3 separate regions of the Mus musculus genome follow, and regions 1 and 3 are each linked to region 2. A link is a contact called in ENCODE Hi-C or POLR2A ChIA-PET data. All regions are on one chromosome and are shown on one strand. Each heading gives the region's core, a stretch centred on a gene start or an enhancer-like site at or near the end of the contact. The rest is flanking DNA. Distances are from core to core; before and after follow the strand shown. Region 1 holds the start of Fam161b (family with sequence similarity 161, member B). Region 2 holds the start of Ptgr2 (prostaglandin reductase 2). Region 3 holds the start of Mideas (mitotic deacetylase associated SANT domain protein).

Evidence for each region. A loop is a pair of places that touch in the nucleus more often than their neighbours do. ChIA-PET counts read pairs that join two places held with the same protein, here RNA polymerase II (POLR2A).
Region 1: a map of heart shows a loop between it and region 2 (2.1-fold over the local background). The contact joins the promoter of Fam161b here to the promoter of Ptgr2 in region 2. A Hi-C loop is called at or near these places in 1 of 37 maps with a recorded cell type or tissue (heart). POLR2A ChIA-PET finds 5 or more read pairs at or near these places in 1 of 5 experiments (embryonic stem cell).
Region 3: POLR2A ChIA-PET joins it to region 2 with 11 read pairs in Patski. The contact joins the promoter of Mideas here to the promoter of Ptgr2 in region 2. POLR2A ChIA-PET finds 5 or more read pairs at or near these places in 3 of 5 experiments (Patski and embryonic stem cell).

The regions. Positions count from the first base shown.
Region 1 is chr12:84,358,739-84,363,128 of GRCm38, forward strand. It overlaps Fam161b (family with sequence similarity 161, member B), which reads right to left and starts at 3,090. Exons shown (of 9, transcript NM_001358283.1): 1 at 2,954-3,090. The coding sequence starts at 3,007. It overlaps Coq6 (coenzyme Q6 monooxygenase), which reads left to right and starts at 3,230. Exons shown (of 12, transcript NM_172582.3): 1 at 3,230-3,499. The coding sequence starts at 3,313.
Region 2 is chr12:84,283,704-84,287,662 of GRCm38, forward strand. Ptgr2 (prostaglandin reductase 2) reads left to right here and starts at 1,593. Exons shown (of 10, transcript NM_029880.3): 1 at 1,593-1,773.
Region 3 is chr12:84,217,175-84,221,001 of GRCm38, forward strand. It overlaps Mideas (mitotic deacetylase associated SANT domain protein), which reads right to left and starts at 1,707. Exons shown (of 13, transcript NM_001163501.1): 1 at 1,601-1,707. It overlaps Gm46319, which reads left to right. Exons shown (of 3, transcript XM_030247050.1): 2 at 976-1,940; 3 at 2,309-2,478. The coding sequence ends at 2,390.

The DNA of each region.
Region 1 (4,390 bases), core at 1,840-4,339, 77 kb after region 2:
TGACTTCCTTTGGTGATGAACAGCAGTATGGAAGTGTAAGCCAAATAAACCCTTTACTCCCCAACTTGCTTCTTGGTCATGATGTTTGCGCAGGAATAGAAACCCTGACTAAGACAAGCATCAAATTACATCCATCCATGTGTGCATACAAGATAACATGGGTTGGGTGCCTAGTGTGCCATTGTCTTAGATAAGAGTTTCTATTGCTGTGATGAAACACCATGACCAAAAAGCAAGTTGGGAAGAAAGGGTTTATTTGGCTCACACTTTCCACATTGCTGTTCATCAATGAAGGAAGTCGGGACAGGAACTCAAGCAGGGCAGGAACCTGGAGGCAGAAGCTGATGCAGAGCCCACAGAGGAGTGCTGCTTACTGGTTTTCTCCTCTGGCTTGTTTAGTCTGCCTTCTCAGAAACCAGGACTACCAGCCCAAGGATGGCCCCACCAACCATGGGCTGGGCCCTCTCCCATTGATCACTAACTGAGAAATGCTTTACACTTGGTTCTCATGGAGGCATTTCCTTAACTGAGGCTCTTTCCTCTGGGATGATCCTAGCCTGTGTCAGGTTGACACAAAACCAGCCTGTACAGTCATGAAGTCTGTTTTCCGGTGAGAGCAGAGGGAGAACACGGGAGGGTAACGTAAGGAAGTGTGCGCTTGGAAGGCTTGTCTGTGGCTACCCGTCAGAGGGCACTGGGAGGGCACCAATACTCAGGATTAAATGTATCAGTTTGTTGCACAACATCATGGAAAACTATAGCAAATGCACAGGGATGGACTAGGATCAGCATGTTCAGGCTGTTTTGAGAGGAGGGATAGGGAAGAGGGATCAACTCTTGACAGGTACTGTGATGAATGAGAATGGTCGAGAAAGGTAGAGAGCTGTGCAATATCTTAGGGCAAAGGTAAACAGCTGATAAGGATGCATAATCCTTTAGAAGACAGAACTGTTAGTAAGTCTGCAACTATGGTATGGACCCAGGAAAAGCACTGCCGCTTGGTGACCTTGCTCCTGCCCTTGGCTGTATCTGCTAGGCAGAGTACAGATGCTCTTTCACACATGATGCATCGTCTATATCCAGATAAGTCCATTCTAAGTCACAGTAGTTTAAGTAAAAACGTACTAATACATTAACCTACTGAGCAGGGCACTTAGAGAATAGCTATTGTTCACACTCCTGATTGTGCAACTCACTAGAAATAGCAAGTCCCTGGACACTGTGTCACCAAAGCAGAGAGTGTATCCTATTGCTATTTAAAGAAAGACTGAAATCTAGAGCTGGGAATTTAGCTCTGTGGAGAGCACTTACCTAGAATGCACAGGACCCTGGACTCAGTCCTCAGTACCATAAAAATAGAAAAATAAAAGTATGGAGTATTAGCCAGGCAGTGGTGGCGCATGCCTTTAATCCCAGAACTTGGGAGGCAGAGGTAGGCGGATTTCTGAGTTCGAGGCCAGCCTGGTCTACAGAGGGAGTTCCAGGACAGTCAGGGCTAAACAGAGAAACCCTGTCTCGAAAAAACAAAAAAAAAGTATGGAGTATTGTTTCTACTGAGCGCATGCTTGTCCATCATTATAGTGTGGAGAGCAATCTGAACCACTGAGGTTGGGGGTGTCTGACTTTGAGTGTTAGGGTGATTTTTATTGTCTCAGTTGAGTCTTGTAGTGATAGAGGGAAGGTGGTGTGGCTGGAGGACAGTGGCCTGAGATGTCCTTAGAGTGGTAGGTACAAGGCCACCAGTGGACTATTGATGATTAGTGGCAATTGGAGCAGTCCATCTGAGTTAGAGATAAGTGTGTGCTCTAACCCTAGCTCTGCTGCTGAAGAACATGTGATCTAGAGCAAAACTCTCTCCTTCCCCTGCCCCTCTCTCTCTGTTGTGACAGGGTCAAAGGGCGACCTTGAACTCCTTATCCTTCTGCTTTAGTAATTTGAGTTGTTGGGATTACAAGTTTGAGCCATAATGCTGGCTCTTTCGTTTTAAAAACAACTTTATTGAAACACAATGTCCATAGTGTACAAGTGAGCCATTCAAAGCGTACTCTCCTCCAGTTTCTAAAACAGCCAGGGTCATCTAGCAATCACAGTAGAAGTCAGACCATTTTCACCATTCCTCTAAAGCAGTGTCCTCAACTGTTCTAATGCATCGACCCTTTAATACAGTGTTTCATGTGGTGGTGAGCCCCAACCATAGTCATTTTCATTGTTAATACTGTAATTTTGCTACTGTTATGAATTGTAAGGTAAATATCTGATATGCAGGATGATCTTAGGTGAAACAGATTGAGAATCTCTGCTCTGAAGCACCAGTGTAGCATTTAATTGTCACTTATATCCCTTAACCCTCCCACATCTTCCTCTCAACCTGTCAGCCCTAGGCAACTACCAGCCTACTTTCTGTTTTCAGAGATTTCGGGGCAAATTGCTTAACCCATCTCTTTTCTTTTCTAGAAAATGGGTTTGAGAGGATACAACACATTAAACACATTCAGTTTAATGAATTTTAATATATTTGAAGAGCTGCGTTTCGGTGCGTTTTCCTTACTCTAAAACGACAACAAAAACCTTGGAAGCTTTTAGAAGTCTCTCCTCACCTCCTCAGCCCTTTTAGAAGTCTCTCCCTGTTTCTCCTCACCTCAGCCCCATGCAATGACGCGCCCCCTAGATTTGCCTTTTCTGGATAATCATATTAAGATAGAGATCGCTTTTAAGATTTTCAAGGTTAATTCGTGGTTTGTTATTAGTACGATTCCTGATATCAGAGCCTGGTACAAGACACAAAAGACCCACGTCCCCCAAGACTGGTTCTCTAAGTGCCCAAGCGCTGCCAATTTTAATTCTTCGCCCTTTGATGACACGCCCCTGACTCTGTCTCCACGGCAACGCTAAACAGTTTCCACTCTTGAGGATTCCTTGCTGAGGCATCCGACTTCCTCCTTTCTCCACTCACCTCACGGCTCCACTCGGCGCACTCAGGACCTCCCGCAGTCCTCCCCACAGTCATCTTCCTAACTAGAGAGAGAGAGAAGCAGAGGTGAAAGCAGCAGTGACAACCGTGACAGCGGCGCCGGCGGTTAGGTACTGCTAGCCACGCCCCTTCATGGCTTTAGCCTTGGATTGGCTTCCAGTCTTTAGTCTGTTCCGCCCAATGAGGCAAGAGCGTCTTCTGATTGGATAATTTTCTTCAACTATTTTATTTCCGGTTTTGAAGACAGGGCTAAAACCACACAAGGTTGACGACTGCCCCGGAAGCACTTTCCAGGACCTATCAGGGAGAAGTCCCGGGCGCGGGCGCAGGCAGGAGTCATTATGGCGGCCCGCATTGGCTCCATGGCAGGCTTGCTCTGCGTTCGCTGGTGGAGTTCCGCGCAGCTCGCAGCCAGAGGAGGCCCGCTAGTTGCCAGCCAGCGATGGGCGGGCTCCTCGGCAGACACCGTGTACGACGTGGTGGTGTCAGGAGGAGGCCTAGTGGGCTCTGCCATGGCTTGTGCCTTAGGTAGGTGCATCTCGACCGCGGGCTGGAGGATCTGGGCTGTGGAGGGACGGTACTCACAGTGGAGGTCGGGACGCTGTCCAGACACCTAACGTGCCTGACCTGGTGCTTTGCTCACTGTCCTTCCAGGGGAGTCCTCGGGAATGGCATGGGTTCTGCGGGATCACAAGTGGGCGGGCCTTTCTAAGTCAGTCTGACCCTTGAGAACTGTCCAGGATTGTTTATGAGCACCTCGAGAGGCATCGGGCTTTGTAGTATCGGATGGTAGATCGGATTGACCTCGAAATCACAGAGATCATCTTCCTCAGTCTTCTGAGTGCTGGGATTAAGGCCCGCGCCCCCACTCCTGGTCTTAAAGCTGCTTTATTAAGATAACATTCATCTAGTTATAAGTGCTCCCACTTAAAGCGTACAGTCCAATGAGTTTTTAGTATTTTTGCAGAGCTATTCAGTACCTACAATAAGTTTTATTACCGTTTCCTTACTTTATAAAAAACCAAAAAGCAAAAAAATAAAAAAAGACTTGGAATTCATTAGATGTCACTCTCCACACTTCTGCTCACCTTCTCAGCCCTACAGACTCTCCTACTTTCTGTCTATAGATTTACCTTTTCCGGATAGTTCTATGTAGTTGGAGATATACTCTGTTTTAAAGGTTAATCCAGGTTGGAGTCTGTATCAGACAGCTTTTGTTTTGAGAGCTGATGCCATCCTCAATTGTGTTGAAAGTATGCTTGGTTTTCACTTTTGGCCTGTAAAGGAATGATGCTAGTAGGGACATTCTGTGTGCAAACTTTGGTGTGAACAGTGTTGATCATCTCGAGGCTATTCTCTAGTGAAATCTCTGGGTTATGTGGCAATGCTGATGTTTTGAAGACCTGCCAGACTTTGAGA
Region 2 (3,959 bases), core at 343-2,842:
ACGTATTTGCTCTCATTTGGGGACTTGTTCCTTTACGTTTAGTTCCTTCATCTTGGCGCTTGAGTGATTAATCTCCATTTCCACATTAGTAAAATGGCAGTGGCCGCAACCTTGAAAATAAAAACCAAAGCCAGTGCTGGCACCTTCAGTCCAGGCACTCAGAAGGGAGAGGCAGGTGGATCTCTTTGAGTCTAGGCCAGCCTGGCCTACAGAGTGAGGTCCAGGATACCCAGGCCTATGTAGCGGCACCGTGATGCAAACCAAACCGCACCACACCACACCACAAAAAATAAAAATAAAACCATATCAGGAAAAAAATACCCATATGATACATGGTACAACTCAAGTCATACAAACGACTGTAACCCTTAGTGTGAAGAGAAAATTCAGAAGGGAGGAAAATAAATAAACCTGAACTCCTCCATGCAGTTTTTGAACATCTGAGACCTGGAGAAAAGGGGACTTCACATCAAAAAGGGCCCAAACTAAGTTTCTTCTCTTTGAGTTTTAGATGTAATCTATAGTCTCCCTCTGTTTTCTGCTATCACTTTTATTGTTTTTGAGCGTTTCCTCTTTCTCTGGTTCACTCAGCTGACCACCAAGAGATCAGATCCTGCTGGAAAGTTATTTGGAATGTGGTAACAGTCTCCTACCCCATTCTTCAAGTTTTCCAAACGAAGTGAAAATGTTCAGATGTTCTGTTACCCGGGCCTCCAGTCCATCTGATGGCTGCCCATTTGCCGGCGGTACTGGTATTTTTCAGCTACTCTTTATACCAGAGTTAGAGCTCCGCGATTAGCCCTTGCTGGAATACAGTGCTAAGGGCGATTCCTACAGCCGCTTGATTAAGTCCGTTAGGGTTTGCAGTTCCTGGAGATCCCAAGTTATTCTAGAAACAAACCACACCCGATAGTGACTAGTCAAGTGGTTCTCAAACCATGAGTTTCTAGCTTCTTGGGGTCCCCTTAGACCATCGGAAAACATTTCCATTACGGGTCGAAACAATAGCAAAATAACAATTATGAAGTAGCAATGAAAATAATTTTATGGTTGGGGGGGTCACCACGCACGAGGGTCACAGCATTAGGAAGGTTGAGAACCGCTGCTTTAGTCCTCTAGATCTCAGCTTGTTCACCTACAAAACAAGGGTTAGACTTGATGCTATTTCTCACTGTGATTCCCCAACCTAAGACTCAGTGAATCTAACATGAATCAAGTTTCTTCCAGAGGCTGGGGCTGGCTGTCAGGGCGTCTGCCTAGACCGTGCCAGGACGCGGGTTCAACCTCTGGGGGCACAAGAGGACACAGGGGACTTGATCTGAAGTCATTAGTTAATTTGCTCTCTTGGTCCTGGAGGCGGGGTCGGCCACGGAGCCCTAATGAGGTTAACTTATGGATACTCCTTGCCTAGACTAGCAACGTATCCTGTGATTCTCACCAACCTTGGGGACCAAAGGATCGCGTATGAACTTCAAAACCCCGGCCCTAGGAGACGAGAGGGCAAGGAGGCCGGCTTAGTCCTGCGCTTGCGCAGTGTGGTCCTAGGGCTAAGGTCGTGCCGCCAGCTGACCCTTCGCTGTTCATCAAATCCCGCGAGATCTCAAACTGACAGACACGCAGGGGGGCCACTGTATCGCTGCACCGGAAGCTGGATTAAGCCCGCAGAAAAGGAGGAAGTGCCGAGCCAGGGTGACCTGTGGGCGTCCTCCTCGAGCTCCGGGCGACACCGGCGGTATAGCTTGGGACGCTAGACTAGGGAATGCCCCGTAACAGGTGCTCTCCGTTTTGTAAGAATTCCGAGGGTGAAGTTTGGGCGCGACTGTGTTTGAGGTGCTTCAGATTTGAACATCTATTGAGCGCCTACTGTGTGCCACGCATAGGGGTATACTTATGTCATGTTGAAAAACCTCAGCACCAAGAGGTTTTGATCCTCTTGGTGCTGAGGATCCAGGAAGTCGGCTTGAAAATGTGAGATTACTAGTAATTTCTGTGAAAGTGGTTAGTCGTGGGAGCCATAGAGGAAGGTTGGCTTTCTGAGGTGGACATTTGCACACGATGGCATAGACAGCACAGGGAAGGTCAGCAGAGCCCTTTGTGGCAGAATGGTTGAACAAAGTACGGCTAAACAGGAAGTGTGTTTTATTAAAAGATATTGGGGATAAGTTGTGCGACCTTGGACAAGTTATTCAGCCCCTGTATGGCGTCTGTGAAAAGGATAGCATGTTTGCAACTTCATGGCGGTGGTGTTTGAGGACGGAGTTGTATTTAAGCAAGCTGATTAATAATTTATTTTCTTCTGTATTGGGAATTGAGTCCAAGATCAGCCTTCCACCTCCCCTATGCATGCTGGGCAAGAGGTTTTTACTACTGGGCTATATTGCCAGACTGTTTTTCATTTTTATTTTGGGACAGGTTCTCACTAATTTGCCCAGGCTGGCCTTGAATTTGCCGTCTGTATTCCATCTGCCCAATAACTGGGATTACAAATGTAAGACGCTACCATGCTAGAGCATGTCAACTCACCCAGTTCTGGGATGCCTGGAAACATTCAGGAAATAAACTATATGACCCCTCCGAGGTCCCACCCAGCTAGAAACAGAACATGTCCTTTGCCCTTGTGAGTTCAGTGAGCTTTTCCTTACAATAGTCTGCTACACAGATGCTTAAGGCGTATTTTTAATGACTGTCATTGAACCAGATCTTTTGGTGGTATTTTAGAATGGTCGAATCAATTAGAAACCCACTTTAATTTAACAGCAAATGGGGTTTACTGAGGTCTACTCAGCTCTGCCTCCATTATGATGCCTCCTAACCCACTGCCCTTCAGGTCTTGAATGTGATCTTTATTTTAGATGGAGAACCTGTGAGTAAGTCATGGTTGATTTTGTTTGTTTGTTTGTTTGTTTGTTTTCGAGACAAGGTCTCTCATATCCCAGAATTCTGGCCTTGAATTTTGTTATGTAGTTAAGTCTGGCTTTGAACTCATTCCTCTCTCTTCTACCTCCCATGTGCTGAATTACAGGTGGGAGGCATCACACTGGCTCTGTTATGTGTATCTAGAGAAATAAGGCAGAATGCTGAAAATGGAGAACAGATAACTGTCACCGTGTGATGCCTAACACTGACTGTCAACTTGGGGGGATCAGAAATCACTGAATAGACAAGTTCAAGGTGTACCCATGAGGGATTGGCTTCATTTTAAGATGACTAAGGTGGGAAGATTCACCCCAAGGCTGAGTAGGACGATTTTTTAGGTTTGGGTCCTGGACTGAATAAAAACGACAAAGCCAGTTGAACACCAGCATTCCTTGTTCTGGTTTTTTTTTTTTCCCTAAAGACTTATTTATTTTATGTATATGTGTACACTGTAGTTGTGAACCTTCATGTGGTTGCTGGGAATTGAATTTAGGACCTCTGTTCACTCTGGTTGGCTCTGCTCATTTATTATTATAAATAAGTGCACTGAAGCCGTCTTCAGACGCACTCATTACAGGTGGTTGTGATCCACCATGTGGTTGCTGGGAATTGAACTCAGGACCTTTGGAAGAGCAGTTGGTACTCTTACCCACTGAGCCATCTCGACAGCCTCGTTGTTCTTTTTCTTGACTGTTGGTGTGGTGTGAGTGACTGCTTCAAGCACCCAGAGTGACTTCTCCATGACGACTGTGCCCTTAAACTGTAGCCAAAATAACCCTTGTCTCCTCTGCCTTCAGTTGCTCCTGTCAGGGTATTTTATCACAGCAATAGGAAAAGAAACTCAGGCAGTTGGGCAGCAGTCCTTTGATTGAAGATTTAGCCATCACAGTACAGGTAATAACCACTCAAGGACAGTCTGACAGTTGTAGCTGAATAAACTTGGTTTTTAATTTTTATGTGATTTCTATACATGGTGATTCCATAGGCAGTATCTGTGGCTGGGTGTAAAGAGATGCACTTGGAGTCTGCACCCAGTTGGAGGG
Region 3 (3,827 bases), core at 457-2,956, 66 kb before region 2:
ACCCACCTAAATGTCTGCAGCTGATCCTTCAAGGCTCAAAGTCTGCCCGGCCAGCTCAGACATACATGACCTGTGACTCCTCTTTATAGCTAGCCCCAATCCTGCAATTCTGCTCATTCAAACAGCCCTTCCGTGAAGACAGGATTGGACAGTCATCTCCTATCTCCTTTTCCTGCTGACGTCATCCCACATTTTCTCAGGACAAGTGAAGGTACAGTTCTTGGCACAATGCTCAGGCTGCCTAAGATATTTATTCTGTAGTAAATAGTAAAGAGAGACTGCTTTCCTGAGTAGCCAGACTCTCAGGAGATCAGCAAGCTGTCGGAGGTTAAGGGAGAGGCAAGGAAACAACCATCCAGCAAAAGTTAAAGGGTAAGAAGAATTCGAGAACAGCAGTTCAGGCCCAGATCTGTCCTAAGCATTTGCAATGCAAATCTGCGTTTTGTTCACCACCACCAAGAGCTTGCACAATAGCGTGTGTATAAACATCCACGCCAACAAAGCCTGACTGTGCAATCACGCAGTAATTACAGACCGGCAGAAAGCTGCTGCTAGGGACTGCACTATTCAAGCTCTAGACATCCCATCTCCAACTGTCCACGGCCTGTACACACATTCCTGCACACATCGCCCTGTCCCCGCCGCTGCTACAGCTTCAGGCACAAACCAAGGAGCCCTGGCGCCAGCTGCTGGGCCACGCCAAGACCCCTGCAACTATGCAAAGATGTCATAAACTTCTCAGCTGTTCTTTAAAGACCCAGAAGCACGAGGCTACCGAGGGCGGGCGGCGGGGAACCATCATCAAAGTTCCCAGGCAAACTCCTGCAGCCCTAGCCGTTTTAGAACACAGAAAAGAACAAGATGCCACGGAGTCCACTGGAAGCGGCTTTCTGGGTTTTATATAGAAAACACTCACATATGTACGTGGGTGTGCTGACAGTTTTTATGGCTAAATTGCAAAGTGTTAGGCCTTAGAGAGCTTACTGTTGGGTTCGGGGCTTGGGAGGGAGGGAGGAAAAGTGTAGAGTCGGGAGGGGCTCGTTTCAAGGAGGCCTGGGGGACAACTCGGGTTTTGCTGGTTGGAAATGGATAGGGCTGTTGACCCAAACTTCTGAGTTGCTCTGCTCTTCGTCACTGCAAGGCCGAGCAAACAAAAGTAGAGGGAAAGTTCCTGTAACTTCCTTCCTGAAACCTGGTGGAGGGCGGCGTAGAGGAAGGGAACGTTTCCCGGGGAAACACCGGGAAGGGCTGGAAAAGCAGCTGCACGCAACCCGAAGAGATGGGGCGCGGGGTGTAGGGCTGGCTCCGGTCGCAGGTCCGGGGAGGCCCCTTCCCGGCATCGCTGCGCTCAGGGGTGGCTCCCTGAGAGGGCTAGGCTGCAGCCAGGCCGGTCTAAGTCCCGAGTCAAAACAACCACCTCAGGGGCGCAACACCGGCCGAGATCTCCGCCACCCTGTCCCTCTCCTGCACCCCCACTCCCAGCGTCCCACGACCCGGCCCGCGCCGCCGAACCCCAACGAATTCCGGATCCCCCCTCCCGCCCCGAGCTCCACGTCGGCGCCCCCCACGGCGGGAAGGCCACCAGGCTCCCGCGACTCACCTGCACGCTGGATCCCTGGGCAGCTCCGAGGGGGCGCGGGACGCAATTCGAGCGCGACCAGCAGACTCAAACTTTGTTGCTCTCGGGACGGCGCAGTCGTCACTTCCTCGCCGAGCAGGCGGCGCGGTCCCGGCTGTGACCCAGCAGCTCGCGCGGCGGCGCGCAGGGCTCTGCAGCCTCCTGCCCCGCCCGCGCCCCGGCTCCGCGCGCCTCCGCGCGGCCCCCAGCCAGACCCTCGGTTCCCGGTGCTGCAGCGGCTGTGGAAGCTTCGTCCCTACCCTCACTCTGCTCTTGGGGAAAGTGCGATCGGAGACTTCCTGCTCTCCCTTGAGTCTAAAAGGTGGCGTTGGAGCCTAGGGGCTGAGTTCAAGGGACCCTAGGGGAAAAAGTCCCCCACCTACATTCCTCCTCCCACGCACGCGCGCGCACACATACAGTCGGGAGAGAGGGGAGAGATAATAAAGGTTTTCATTTCATTTGTTATTTGGACTAGAGAGGACATGTGTGAAAGCAGTGTACTATTTCCCTGAATAATGCTAGGCCAAACTCCAATCTCCCGTCCTCATGTCCCTTACAGGTCTGCACAGTTGTCAGTGGCTTTCCCCGGGTGGCACTTGTACACGATGTTACCATGCATTGTATTTCAGGAACTATGTCATCACCCACGTCGGGTCTGGGAAATAGTCGTTCTGTTCCCTTTCTTCTCAGATCCCCACCTCTTCCTTGTGCACTCAAGTCTCAGAATCTCTGGAGCCTGGTGCGTTCGGGTGTCATCATTAGCCAGAAGTGATTTTACAAGGTGGATCCTGGACGCAGGAGCTTCAGGCAATAGTAATTTTGAAGTTTATCACTGCCCAAAATAAATTTTCTCGGCGTATTAAAACTAACATCAACAGAGAGCTGCCTTTTGAGCCTCTGGCGACCAGTAAGAAAGCAGTTACACAGCAGTGCCCAAAGAAAGACTCCTAATTCCCTTAGGTTGGAGAGAGGACTAGGCTAGCCTTTGCTGTGTGTGTGTGTGGGGGGGGGGGGGGGGGGGGGAGGAGACAGCCAAAACTGCAGGGCAAGGTTTTCCTAACAGAAACGTTTAGTGAGGCAGAAGCTTGCTCTGGAAAACAGGGACCCATAAAAGGCCATTCAGAGACGTCCACTTAAGCTGGACAAAATTTTCCCTTTCCCACTTCCAAACTACTCCTACTAACACATTGGCCTGATAATATCTCCCAGACCTCCCATCTCCTCATTGAAGCCCAGAAAGCCCTCTGCTTGAGTACAGGTTTTGTGTCAAAGGTGATGTAAGATTAATGGAAAACAACATGTGGGGATACCCTCACCCCAAGTCTGCTTAATACCTCAAGAGAAGCCACAGGCTCACCCAAAGATGAGAAGCATGTAGACCCTGACCCAAGCTCTCCTGGCAGCGTGAATTCCTTCATCTTGCAGCTACCAGTGCACTGGGGTCTGCCTTTTACCGAGACATTACTATTACATTACAAACACAAAAAGTGCAGTGAATGGAAAATAATATTGTCTTAAGAAGTAAGTATGTTATAGACTTAAGTATAACTCTTTGACATTTTATTATTTCATCATATGATGGAGTGAAGGTATGGCGGAGGTACTCCTCATTTTGATTTTGGAATAGAAGTAATTCCTTACAGCAATGACCAGGCTTCTGAAGAAAACAGTGTTACTCCGTATTTGCTAAGACTGGAATGGAGTATTTTTTTGTTGTTGTTGTTCAGTATTGTAATTCTAAATCCTCTGTGGTAACTTCATGAATATTCAGTGTTTCTGCATGCCCAGGAGTAATTAGCAGAGCCCACAATGTGTGAAGGCCTGACATTCACATCAGCACATACACAATGCTTTGTCCTTGCCTAGTGTGGCATTTGCTGGAAGTCTCAGGACCCTGTGTGGAGGATGTGGTAGACAGCTCCCTGCCAATGATCTCTGCCGCCTGGCGTTCACACCCTTACACAAGCTCTCGTCCCTAACTCTACTGACTCAGTTCTAACAAACAGAATACGGCAAAAGAAATGTGATGTCATCTGTGAGACTGGGTTATAGAGAAAGCTATGGCTTGCAGCTTGGGTTGTCTCTGTGTCTCAGTCTACCTTGCTCCTTGCAAGGAAGGGAAGACAACCATCGTGTTCTTAGACAGCCCTTGGCAAAGGAAGTGAGAGACCTACCAACAACCATTTGAGTGAGATTGGAAAGGGATGTC